2 separate regions of the Homo sapiens genome follow, and region 2 is linked to region 1. A link is a contact called in ENCODE Hi-C data. All regions are on one chromosome and are shown on one strand. Each heading gives the region's core, a stretch centred on a gene start or an enhancer-like site at or near the end of the contact. The rest is flanking DNA. Distances are from core to core; before and after follow the strand shown.

Evidence for each region. A loop is a pair of places that touch in the nucleus more often than their neighbours do. Pooled maps may share reads with other maps.
Region 2: a loop to region 1 is called in a pooled map, with 4 times the contacts of the local background. The contact joins the promoter of RNF135 here to the promoter of GIT1 in region 1. A Hi-C loop is called at or near these places in 1 of 50 pooled maps.

The regions. Positions count from the first base shown.
Region 1 is chr17:29,586,874-29,592,565 of GRCh38, reverse strand. GIT1 (GIT ArfGAP 1) reads left to right here and starts at 2,918. Exons shown (of 20, transcript NM_014030.4): 1 at 2,918-3,239. The coding sequence starts at 3,188. RefSeq lists silencers at 640-829, 2,590-3,069, 3,330-3,519 and enhancers at 1,938-2,837, 3,737-4,636.
Region 2 is chr17:30,967,180-30,972,871 of GRCh38, reverse strand. RNF135 (ring finger protein 135) reads right to left here and starts at 1,833. Exons shown (of 5, transcript NM_032322.4): 1 at 1,427-1,833. The coding sequence starts at 1,798. RefSeq lists enhancers at 1,018-1,267, 1,296-1,857, 1,958-2,207, 1,858-2,419, 2,488-2,547 and 1 more and a silencer at 1,338-1,877.

The DNA of each region.
Region 1 (5,692 bases), core at 1,669-4,168:
AGAGTGAGGTTGGACAGAAAAAGCAGCAGGTGGCAGCTCCGTTCCTCCACCCAGCTGGCCCTTCAGGAAGGGAAGTGACTGATTCCAGAGACTGTCTCCTTCCTGAATGACCCCAGGGTGAAGAGGTACTTCCAGAATGGTCCCTGCAGAGGGTGTGGTAAAAGTTGAATTGGCCTCTCAAGCGCCAATTGCAAGGCCTGGAAGGACCAAGAGGCTTGGACCAGTCCCTGGAGGGAGGGGACTGTGATGTCAGAGAGACCAGAGTTCGAATAGCTCCAACTGCCTGACCTTAAAAGAGCAAACTGCTTAATTTTTCCGACTTTCTCGGTCCACTCCCCTTCAAAATGAGAATCTAGATACTACCTCCTGGGGTGAGCTAAGGATAATGACTGCCCTGGAAACAGCGCCTCCCTCCCCCAACCAGGCGGGCCGAGACAGGTGGCGGGACCAGGCACGGTGCCTTCTTGAGCCCACCTCAGAACAAGGCAGGAATAAGGGATTCCACACCGGCCCTACTTAAAACAACAATCCAAGAAGTGTTTGTGTGGGAGGTGCCAGCAAAAGCTTGCAAACTCTCTCAGGTTTCTTTGTGTGGTCTTCCCTCCTTCCTCCTCCACACCCTGTGGTGCCAGGCCCCAGCGGGAAGAGATGAGGGAGGAGCGGGCTGCCTCGCCCCTTTCTCCCGCCTGGGAGGAGCCAGCTGGCGTCTCCGGGGGCCCGGGACCGCTGCCCGCCTGCACCACCAGGGGTCAGCAGAGTGTCGTGGCTGCAGCCAGTGCAGGGGAGGGGGCTGGCGCGGTTGAGGGGCATCTAGGAGTGGCCGGGAGCATGCCTGTGCATTTCCTTATTAAATTGTTTTTCGAACCTTGTGTGTGATTCCACTGTAGCAGTCCTGCTTCCTGGGGTGGTGACATCTCCACGGGGGAATCCAGAAACCCTTTTATCTCCAGTCCCAGGCCCAGAAGTTTGGCTGTGACGGGGCTGGGGGAAACAAAGTTTGGACGATGTGTCCGCGCCAGGGCCACTCCCAGGTAGTCTCTGAGCCAACCAGGAGATGGGGAGTGGGGTGGAGGGGTAAGCAGAGTGAATCATCCTTCTTCCCCAGCAAAGCCCAGGAGTCCGAGGACAGGGGGAGTTCAGGATGGATTGTGGGGAGTTGTCGATTGTGGGGAACTGTCCCCTGGGCGGCCGTGTTCTTTTTTTGCCAGGCGGCGGTAGACACTGAACCCAGGTCGCTTGCGCTTCGGCCCGCGCTCTCAGCTGCCACGTGCTCGAGACGCGCCCACACAGCGGAGAAACAAAGACAGCCAAGCGGCAGGGCTGCCAGCAGCCTCCTCGACATTTAATAAATGAAATTCCATAGCTGGGGGTCGATCGGGGGTGAACGGGCGGCCACCGCTCGTGGACTGAGCGCCTGGCACGGGCTGCCTGGCCACTCCTCCCGTCTCACTCCCCCCGCCCCTTACCCCCTTCCCGCTGAGGCCACCAAGCCCATGGACTCTGGTGAGAGAGCAGCTCGGGGCGGCAGGTGGTGCTCCCCCCTACACACCAGCTAGGTATCGTTGCTTGCAAAAGCCCCACCAGCTGAGCGGCTGGCTGTCGAGGGAGGGGAGGCCTGCAAGATTTTTTTAAGGTGCAATTATAAATAAAGCCCATGGATCGCGATTTCAAACAAACTTGTCAATCTGGGCCGCAGCAAAAGGCGATGGAGGCAGCTTTGCATGTATTTCGGGTGGTGTGACTCATGAGCATTACTTGTCTCCCCTAGGGAAGGAGCCTGCCCACCCACAAATCACTGCCGCTCTGGCACCGTTGGGATAATCGACCAACTTGAGCACCCCTGCCAAAGGACTGCCCCCATCTTAACAAGCAGGAGTCTCTGACTCTTGGAGAACCCCTCCTCAATTGTCACCACTGACCTGGCCCCCAGGTCTGGCCCTGGGGACCTCTACCCTCTCCCCACAAGCAGAGTGCCCGGGCCTTTTGCTGCTGCAGGGATTGGGGGTTGGGTACACGCGCGGCACACGCGTATGGGGGCGCATGCTCAGTGCGGGGGCTGCGCTCATGTGCGGCCTCTACCTAGGCTCCCTGCCCCCCAGCCCACCCACGTCCCTCACCTGCCTTGCCTTTGCCTGCCTCGTCGTGTGAAGTCCAGGAAGAAAGGCCGTCACCTGAAACGGCCCCTCTATGTTATATGCACCCTTTCTGGACACACACACCTCTGGTGGCCCAGAAACACCGTGGGTGTGTGTAAGGCGGATGACAAGTGGATGTGAGTGCACACAGGCACAGTGGTCACTCCTCGGGAGGTCTTTAAAAACCGCCCAGATTCTCTCCTCTCTGGATGGAAGGATGCATGGAGAGATAGATATATTTTTAGTCCGGAGGCAGGGGAATACACTGCCTGACCTTTCTGGCACCTGGGCGTCCATATTGTTAGCAGTGGGCGTATTCAGCAAGAGTGTGACACATACACACACACCCCTGGACACACAGATGTGGACACCTACGGGACAGGGACGCACACCTCACCCCAACCAGAGATAGACGGGTACCCCAAGGCACAGCCCCTTTGACCTGGAGCGGGACTTGGGCCTCCAAGTCCTTCTTCCCTAATCCCCACCCTCGCCGTCCGTGGGCCCAGCGTCCCCCGGTCCACCCCACGCGGAAAGTGAAGGGGAGGGGGCTGTGAGGGTGACTCACATTGCCTCCGGGCCAGGCGAGCGCTGCAGCGGAGGCCAGGGCCGCAGGCCACGCTGCCCGCCGGGGCCGGGCATCTGCCGCGGCCCCTTTAAGCGCCCCCGCCCCCTCCTGCCCGCGCCCGGGCTTCCTTTCTCTAGGGGGCGCGGCCGGCAGCGCGCGGCGGGGCGGGGGTGCGGCCCCTCCCCCTGTGGGCAGGGCCTGCGCCGCTTCCTGCAGAAGCGGCCGGGAGCCGCGCAGGGGGCGGAGAGAGGAGCCGCGAGCGGCGGCGGGGCGGCGCGGGGCGGAGGGCGCCCGAGGGCGAGCGGGCAGGCGGGCACGGCGGGTTCCGGGCCAGCCCCGGGGCGGACGGTTGGCCGGGCGCGCGGAGCCTCGCCGGGGCCTCGCCGGAGCCGGGCCGGGCAGCAGGGGCCGCCGCCGCCGCCCGGGCCCGCCGCCCGCGCCCCCCACGCTGGCCCAGAGGGCTGCGGCCGCGTCGCCGCTGAGGATGTCCCGAAAGGGGCCGCGAGCGGAGGTGTGTGCGGACTGCAGCGCCCCGGGTAAGCGCGGCGGGGCCGGGGGCGGGACCGCACAGCCAGGCCGCCGCCGGGCGGGCGCCGGGGCCTGGCAAGAGCGCTGTGCGGGGCCGGAGGGCTGGGCGGGGCGGGGGGCTGCGGCCTCCAGGCTGGGCCCCCGCCTCGGCCACTGCGGAGCTGCGCCCTTGGCGGGAGGGCCGGCCTGGGGTGCCCATGCTCCCTGGAGGCCGTGGACTAGCGAGGAAGGACGTTCCCGGCGCCGCCTCCCGCTCCTCGGTCTGAGGGAGGCGGGCAGCTGGCTGCTCCTCCACCTCCATCTCTGTATCCGACGGAAGCGCCAGCCTGGGGTGGCAGGAGGGCCGTGGCGGAGGCCGTCAGGGCTTGGGAGGTGGGGGCGAGTGTGGTTTTATGTCATCTCAGTGCCACCCCCGCGTCTTGCACCTGCTGCTCGCGTGGTCGGTACGCCTGCCGGGGTGGTGGAGGGCAAGGAGCAGAGGGCCGGGCAGATGCGCCAGTGGGGCCTGAATACCGTCTCCTCAGGAGCAGATGAGCGGTGGCTACTCCCAGGACTCCCTGCCTCGGGTTCCTAAGGCTAGCGCTCCTTGCCGGGCCTGGCGTTCAGGGCCAGTCTAGACCCGGGTGTCTTCTCGGGAGGCATCCCCAGGCCTGCTGGTGGTGACTGGGAACAGCTCGGCTGGACCCTGCTGTTCCTGTTCACCGGTAAGGCCTGCTTGGGAAAGTGAGCTTGGCATCAAGCTATCCTGGGTGCGGGCCCCTCCCTGTCCCCTAGCCCAGTCTGGCCAGAAATGGGTGGGAGGCCGTGCCGAGATTCCCCGTATCCTGCTGGCTTCCTGGCCTGTCTCCTGGCTGTATTTACATGGTGGTTCCCTTCCTTTTCCTAACAGAGTTAGGACTGGGCTGGAGTGAAACCCCCCAGGCCTGCTGAGGAAGTCAGGGGTAATGATCCAAGAGGCTGCTCCCTTCTGATGAGGGAGGACAGCCAGTGACGGGGCTCTGCAGCTGGCCTGGGAAGGAAGCTCTAGCCCACATCCATTCTTTCTTTAGCAAAGGAGCTATCTCCCTGGTAGGCCCCTGGGCAGGCTGCGGAGGTCCGTGAACTCTAGCGGGGCTGTGGGCATGATTAAGAGTGAGAGTATGGGGTGCTGGTTTGTGGGCCCATAACTTTCAGCCACCCCTTGAGCAGGCCCAGGACCCCACCGGTTGAGCCTCACAGATGCTCTGGTGGTTCTGGGGGTGCCAAGCTAGAGTATTTGGGAACTATGACTTAGCAGGGCTTGGGCACAAAATACTCCATAGGTGGTTATGACCAAGGCCTCCTAGGGGCTTATCATGGTTTAGAGGGCCCTGGGGTTGAGGGTCCATACCCCTAAGAAACTGTGACTCCGTTCCCCGAGCTGCAGGCAGGTCTGGGGATGGCAGGGCTGAGGATGCACCTTGCCTTATAAATGTCTCCCCACTGTTCCACAACTCCGTGGGGTAAGCATGGCATGGAATGTGGAGGAGAGTCTTAGCAGGCGCCCAATCGGGGGAGTCTGGGGCTTAGTGTTGCCTTTGTTCCCAGCTTACTCTGTAATCCCAACAAGACTTTCCTCACTGTGGGGTCCTCAGCTTCCTCAATTCAGAGGCAAAGAAGTTGGAGTAGAAATGGTTTTTGGGGGGCTGCCATCTCCGAATCTGTGGTCTGATTCTGGGGTGGAGGGGTGAAGGGCAGCACCAGCAAGGCAGTTGTCCTTTGTATGTTGCGTTGAATGTCCGACCACAGCCTCTGGATGCCCAGTGGGCTCAGGGAGGAATGGTGGGCATCAGATGTGTTGGATTGCCCAGCTCCTCCTCCCAGGTCCTCATCTGTCAGAGGAATTTGTGCCCCAGATGCCTCCTTTCCCCTGATTCACAATAGAGGTCAGGAAGGTGGTGAGAAGGTGAGGATGGTGGGGTGGGGAGGATGTGGACAGTCTTACTCATCAGCCCACCTAGCACCCAGCGAGGTGTCCAGCACATGGCAGGCACTCCCTGAGTGTTTGGCTGCTTGTTAGGACCCTGGCTGGCTGCTTGGGACTATCCCACACCTGGACCCTAGGATGCTGGCCCTGGCATGCAGCGGCATGTTTGGTCTGGGTCCTGTGGCATCTCAGGCAGAGAGGCATGAGGGTACCCAGCAGTCCGGAGTCCAGATCCAGTGCCAGCCCCATGGTGTATCGCTCCACCCCAGGGTCACAGGCTTCTTTTATTATGATAGGAGCCCTGCAGTCCTAACCACAGGAGTGGGGCCAGGGACTTTTTGTGCTTGGTTAATTTGGGGGGTCATGGAGGTCAGAGGTGAGATGCAGCCTGTCCCCAGAGAGCCCCATCCTCCCTCTGCTCCCGGGCATGGGCACACAGGACAAGTGTGAGTGTGTTGCTAGGCAGCTGGACATGACATGGCTGCTCTGGCAGCTTGTGCCACCTCGTCAGGCACC
Region 2 (5,692 bases), core at 584-3,083, 1.4 Mb before region 1:
CCCAGGGGGCAGAGGTTGCAGTGAGCCAAGATCATGCCACTACACTCCAGCCTGGCAACAGAGCAAGACTCCATCTCAAAACAAAACAAACAAAAAAAATGTGGCACATCCACCCAATGGAATATCATTCAGCCCCATAAAAGGAATAAAGTTCTGACACATGCTACAACATGAATGAACTTTGAAAACACTATGCTAAGTGAAAGAAACCAGGCACAAAGGGACAAACATTGAACGATTCCAGTTATATGAAATATCTAGAACAGGCAAACTCAGATACAGAAAGTAGCTTAGATGTGAGCAGGGGCTAGAGGGAGGAGAAATGAGGAGTTACTGCTTAATGAGTACAAAGTTTCTGTTTATGATGATGAAACAGTTTTGGAAACAGAAGTGATAGTTGCACAACAGGAAATGTAACTAATTTGTCACTGAATTGTACACTTAAAAATGGTTAAAATAGGCGGGGCGCGGTGGCTCACACCTGTAATCCCAGCACTTTAGGAAGCCGAGGCGGGCAGATCACGAGGTCAGAAGATCGAGACCATCCTGGCTAACAACGGTGAAACCCCGTCCCTATTTTTTAAAAAAAGAAAAAAACATACAAAAAATTAGCCAGGCGTGGTGGCGGGCGCCTGTAGTCCCAGTTACTCGGGAGGCTGAGGCAGGAGAATGGCGTGAACCCGGGAGGCGGAGCTTGCAGTGAGACAAGATGGCGCCACTGCACTCCAGCCTGGGCCACAAAGCAAAACTCCGTCTCAAAAAAATAAAAGGTTAAAATGAGGCCAGGCGCTGTGGCTCATGACTGTAATCCCAGCACTTTGGGAGGCCGAGGCGGACGGATCATCTGTGGTCAAGAGTTTGAGACTAGCCTGGCTAACATGTCGAAACCCCGTCTCTACTAAAAATACCAAAATTAGCCGGGCGTGATGGCGCACGCCTGTAATCCCAGCTACTCTCGAGCCTGAAGCAAGAGAATCACTCGACCCTGGGGGGCGGAGGTTGCAGTGAGCCGAGATCACGCACGCCATTGCACTCCATCCAGCCTGGGCGACAGAGCGAGACTCCGTCTCAAAGAAATAAAGAAAAAGGTTAAAATGGCCAGTTTTAATGTTATATAGATCTTACCACAATTTTACAAGTTTCAGAGAAAGAGACCGAAGATCGATTGGGAAGAAGTTGAAATATGCCAAGCTGTGTAACAGCTAAGTTGACAAGCTTTCGGAAGATGGGGAATTTGTTTTTTTCTACTTCTTCATACTTTTATGAACTTTCCAAAGTGCCTCCGAAGAGCGGAACTCGACTTTTAGACTGAGAAAAGGAACGTAAAAGTAGAACGGCTGAGGAAAGGGGTTCGAGCCACATGGGAAAGGGTCAGGCGGCGGGCAGCCCGGGGGAGCCAGGGGAGCTGCGGGCCCGGCCTCCCTACCCGCTGCAGTTCCGGGCGGCGCCGGGGCCTCGCGGCCGCGCTGGAGAGGGAACTGGAGCCCGGGCAGGGGCAGTGGGCAGGGTCGGAGCCCGCCTGTATCTCGCGTGCGGCGCGGCGGTACTTGTCGGCCAGGTCCTGCAGTAGCGTGTTCTTCCGCAGGTGCGGCTGCTGCGCGGCGCCCTGGCGGCAAGTGGGGCAGGCCCAGCGGCGGGCGTCGCGGGCGCCCCACAGGGCCTCCAGGCAGTGGCGGCAGAAGCTGTGGCCGCAGGGCAGCGTGGCGGGCCAGTCCAGCAGCCCCTGGCAGATGATGCAGCCGAGGTCGTCCTCGGCCAGCCACACGGGAACGGCGGAGCCCAGGCCCAGGCCCGCCATGGCCAACAGGCGGCCGGGGCGCGGACGTCGGGGTTGAGCCGGGCGAGTCTCCTCAGGCTCCTCCCTCGCCCTTCCTCTTCCCCTTGCCCTCCTCCTTTTCTCGGCCGCCTTTTCTCCTCCTTCCTTGGCGCCACCCCGTCTCCTTCCTCCGATCCTGCTGAAAACAGACTTAGAGCCTCCAGTGCCCAGCTGGAAAGACAGAGCTGACCTTCAGTGGCGGCCTCTTGCCCTGGGAAACCAACATGCCGCGAGCTGCTAGAAACCCGCGGAGGTCTCCAAGATTCCCTTTAGCTGGATGTCCCTCCATTAAGATGCAGCACCGTTGGATGTCTTCGTCCGTTGGCTTAAAAAAAAATAAACAACAAAAAAGATGCAACACCGACAACTCTTGGGAGGAGAGGACTCCATTCAGCAGCTTATTTATGAGAATGAGCCCACGAAGTGTCATCCAGCTCCTCTAACAAGTAGCAGGGGATTAAAGATCACCGATGCACAGCCACAGGGAGCGTCCTCAAAAATGCTGATGTTCGGCCCCGCTCGCAGGGAGTCTGATTTCATTGTCTTGGGTGGAGCACGGGTATTTTGTAAAACCTCCCCCAGGTGATTCTGACGCGCATTCAAGGTTGAGTGAGCGAACCCTTGGCTTTTTAACTCGCAGGTATAATGCAGAGTTGTGCGCTGTGTCCTTACCGCCTTCTGCGGGATGTAAGCGCGTTTCCCAACAGACACTCGGACAAAATTCTAGAAAGTGTTTTCCTGAGAAGGCTCACTCACTCACTCACTTCGCATCCCAGTCCTAAACGCATTGCAACCAGAAAATGTTAGAGCTAAAAGAGCACCACGTCCTCCCAGATGACCCAAAGAGGTTAAAAAAAAAAAAAAGAGAAAAAAGAAAAACTTGCAGGCTCTCATGGTAACAATGAAGCGTCAGAGACTAAAACCCACAACTCCCCAATCTGTTGAAATGAACTAACAACGTCTCATGCTTTACTTTATCCTTTCTGGCCTGGGCTCAAAGTAGGTATCAGATAATACAAGTTTGTAGCCGACCTTTGGATCACTTGAAGTCAGGAGTTCAAGACCAGCCTGGCCAACATGGTGAACCCTCATCTCTACTGAAAATACAAAAAGAAAAGAAAAGAAAAGCCAGGCGCCCTGGCGCATGCCTGTAATCCCAGCTACTTGGGAGGCTGAGGCAGGAGAATCTCTTGAACCCGGGAGGCGGAGGTTTCAGTGAGCCAAGACTGCGCCACTGCACTCCAGCCTGGGCGACATAGGGAGACTCCGTCTCAAAAAAAAAAAAAAAAAAAAAAAGAAAAAAAAGAAAGAAAAGAAAGAAAAAAAAGCGTTTGTGGTTATTTCTAATACTGGAAGTGTCATGGAGTAGGCAGCGCTGCTCATCAACGTTTCCAGTGCTTTCCCTTTCTGGGCACATGGTAGGACTGGCACTTCCCTGACCCACTTGAAACACACAGAGGTAATATGTTACTTCCCACCAGCTTTAAAGGCGACTGAGCCGGCCATTGTATCCCTTTCTGCCAGCTGCCCCAATTATGGAGATGAAACCATCATCCGGTGACCTGGGTCACTGAGTGGCTAAGATGAGCAGACTCCCTGCCAACGCACCCTAGGATACGTAGTAAGAGGGAGAAGAAAACTAGGATGTATTCAGCTTACTGAGATTTAGTGGGTGTGTGCTGCTACAGCATAACCTAGCCTATCCTGACTGATGTATTACCTGGATCTTGTTCTAGAATCTCCGCATCGGAGTAAAATCGTAGTTTCTAAGAGCCTCTTTTTTTCTGTAAAACGGGCATGATACTAAACACTTAAACATGCTCAGATCTTCCAACTTAAAAAATGAAATCACTGGCGGGGCGTGGTGGCTTATGCCTGTAATCTCAGCACTTTGGGAGGCTGAGGCAGGTGGATTGCCTGAACTCAGGAGTTCGAGACCTGCCTGAGCAACATGGTGAAACCTTGCCTCTACAAAAAAAATACAAAAACTACCTAGACATGGTAGCGCAGGCCTGTGATCCCAGCTACTCAGGAGACTGAGGTGGGAGGATTGCTTGAGCCAGGGAGGTGGAGGCTGTAATGAGCCATGAGATCTCAGGAGGTCAAGACTGTGGTTAGCTGTGATCACACCACTTCACTCCAGCCTGGGGAAGGAGCTAGACCTAGTCTCAAAAAAATTAAAAATTAAAAAATAAAATAAAATCACCTTTGACCTGAGCCTCCCTGGAACCAGCTCTCCTCTTCTCCATTTCACAGCCAAGTTTCTGGAAAGAGTGAGTTAACCAGTAGTTTTCAAACTTTTTTCTTGGACACGCCCTAAAAGTTTTATGCAAAATCATGCAGTGGTTATAAGAAAGGGGGAAGTGGGGGCCGGGCGCAGTGGCTCACGCCTGTAATCCCAGCACTTTGGGAGGCTGAGGCGGGCGGATCATGAGGTCAGGAGATTGAGACCATTCTGGCTAACACGGTGAAACCCCGTCTCTACTAAAAAATACAAAAAAAATTAGCCGGGCGTGACGGCGGGAGCCTGTAGTCCCAGCTACTCAGGAGGCTGAGGGAGGAGAATGACCTGAACCCAGGAGGCGGAGCTTGCAGTGAGCTGAGTTCGCACCACTGCACTCCAGCCTGGGCGACAGAGCAAGACTCTGTCTCAAAAGAAAAAAAAAAAAGAAAGAAAGAAAGGGGGAAGGGGGAGAGTGGTCAGCTCTGGTAGTAAAAATATATTAGCAAATTCTTCATTTATATCAGATTTTTTTTTTTTTTGAGATGGAGTCTCACTTTGTTGCCCAGGCTGGAGTGGAGTGGAGTGGCACAATCTCGTCTCACTGCAACCTCCACCTCCCGGGTTCAAACCATTCTCCTGCCTCAGCCTCCGGAGTAGCTGAGATTACAGGCGCTCGCCACCATGCCCGGCTAATTTTGTATTTTTAGTAGAGATGGGGTTTCCCCATGTTGACAGGGTTTCTCCATGTTGGCCAGGCTTGTCTCGAACTCCTGACCTCAGGTGATCCGCCCACCTCATCCTCCCAAGTGCTAGGATTACAGAGGTGAGCCACCGCGCTCAGCCTACATCAGACATTTTGTCATTCTTGGCCGAGTGCGGTGGCTCATGCCTGTAATCCCAGGACTTTGGGAGGCCGAGGCAGGCGGATCATGAGGTCAGGAGTTCGAAAAATACAAAAAAAAATTAGCTGGGCGTAGTTGCAGGCACCTGTAATCCCAGCTACTCAGGAGGCTGAGGCAAGAGAATCATTTGAACCCGGGAGGTGAAGGTTGCCATGAGCCAAGATGGCACCATTGCACTCCAGCCTCGGCAACAGGGCAAGACTCCGTCTCAAAAAAAAAAAAAAAGAAATTTTGTCATTCTTTTATCTTTCTGAACTTGTATTTCCATTCCATTTCCTCCACAGAATTACATTCCAAAGCAATATATTTCATGCATGAAAGTCTTTTATCACTTTGTAATACTTCTCTACAACAAAAGTATGTATGTGTATTAAATTTTTAATTCTTCTTAACTTCCTGTGACAAAAAGGCTCTTGGTAAATTTTTTCCCCTGGATTTAATTATCAATATAATTACTATTAGCAGTCAAACAAAAGAAAAGTATGCTGCAATTTATAACTTTTATATAAATAAAATAACTTTTAAAGACAGTAAACATTTTATTGGAATGATAGCTATTAATAAGACAGATGGGCTCATTTCTTTCAAAAATGCATTTATGCCCAGGCACGGTGGCTCACATCTGTAATCCCAGCACTTTGAGAGGCCAAGGTGAGCGGAACACTTGAGGTCAGGAGTTTGAAACCAGCCTGGCCAACCTGGTGAAACCCTGCCTCTACCAAAAAATACAAAAATTAGCTGGGCATGGTG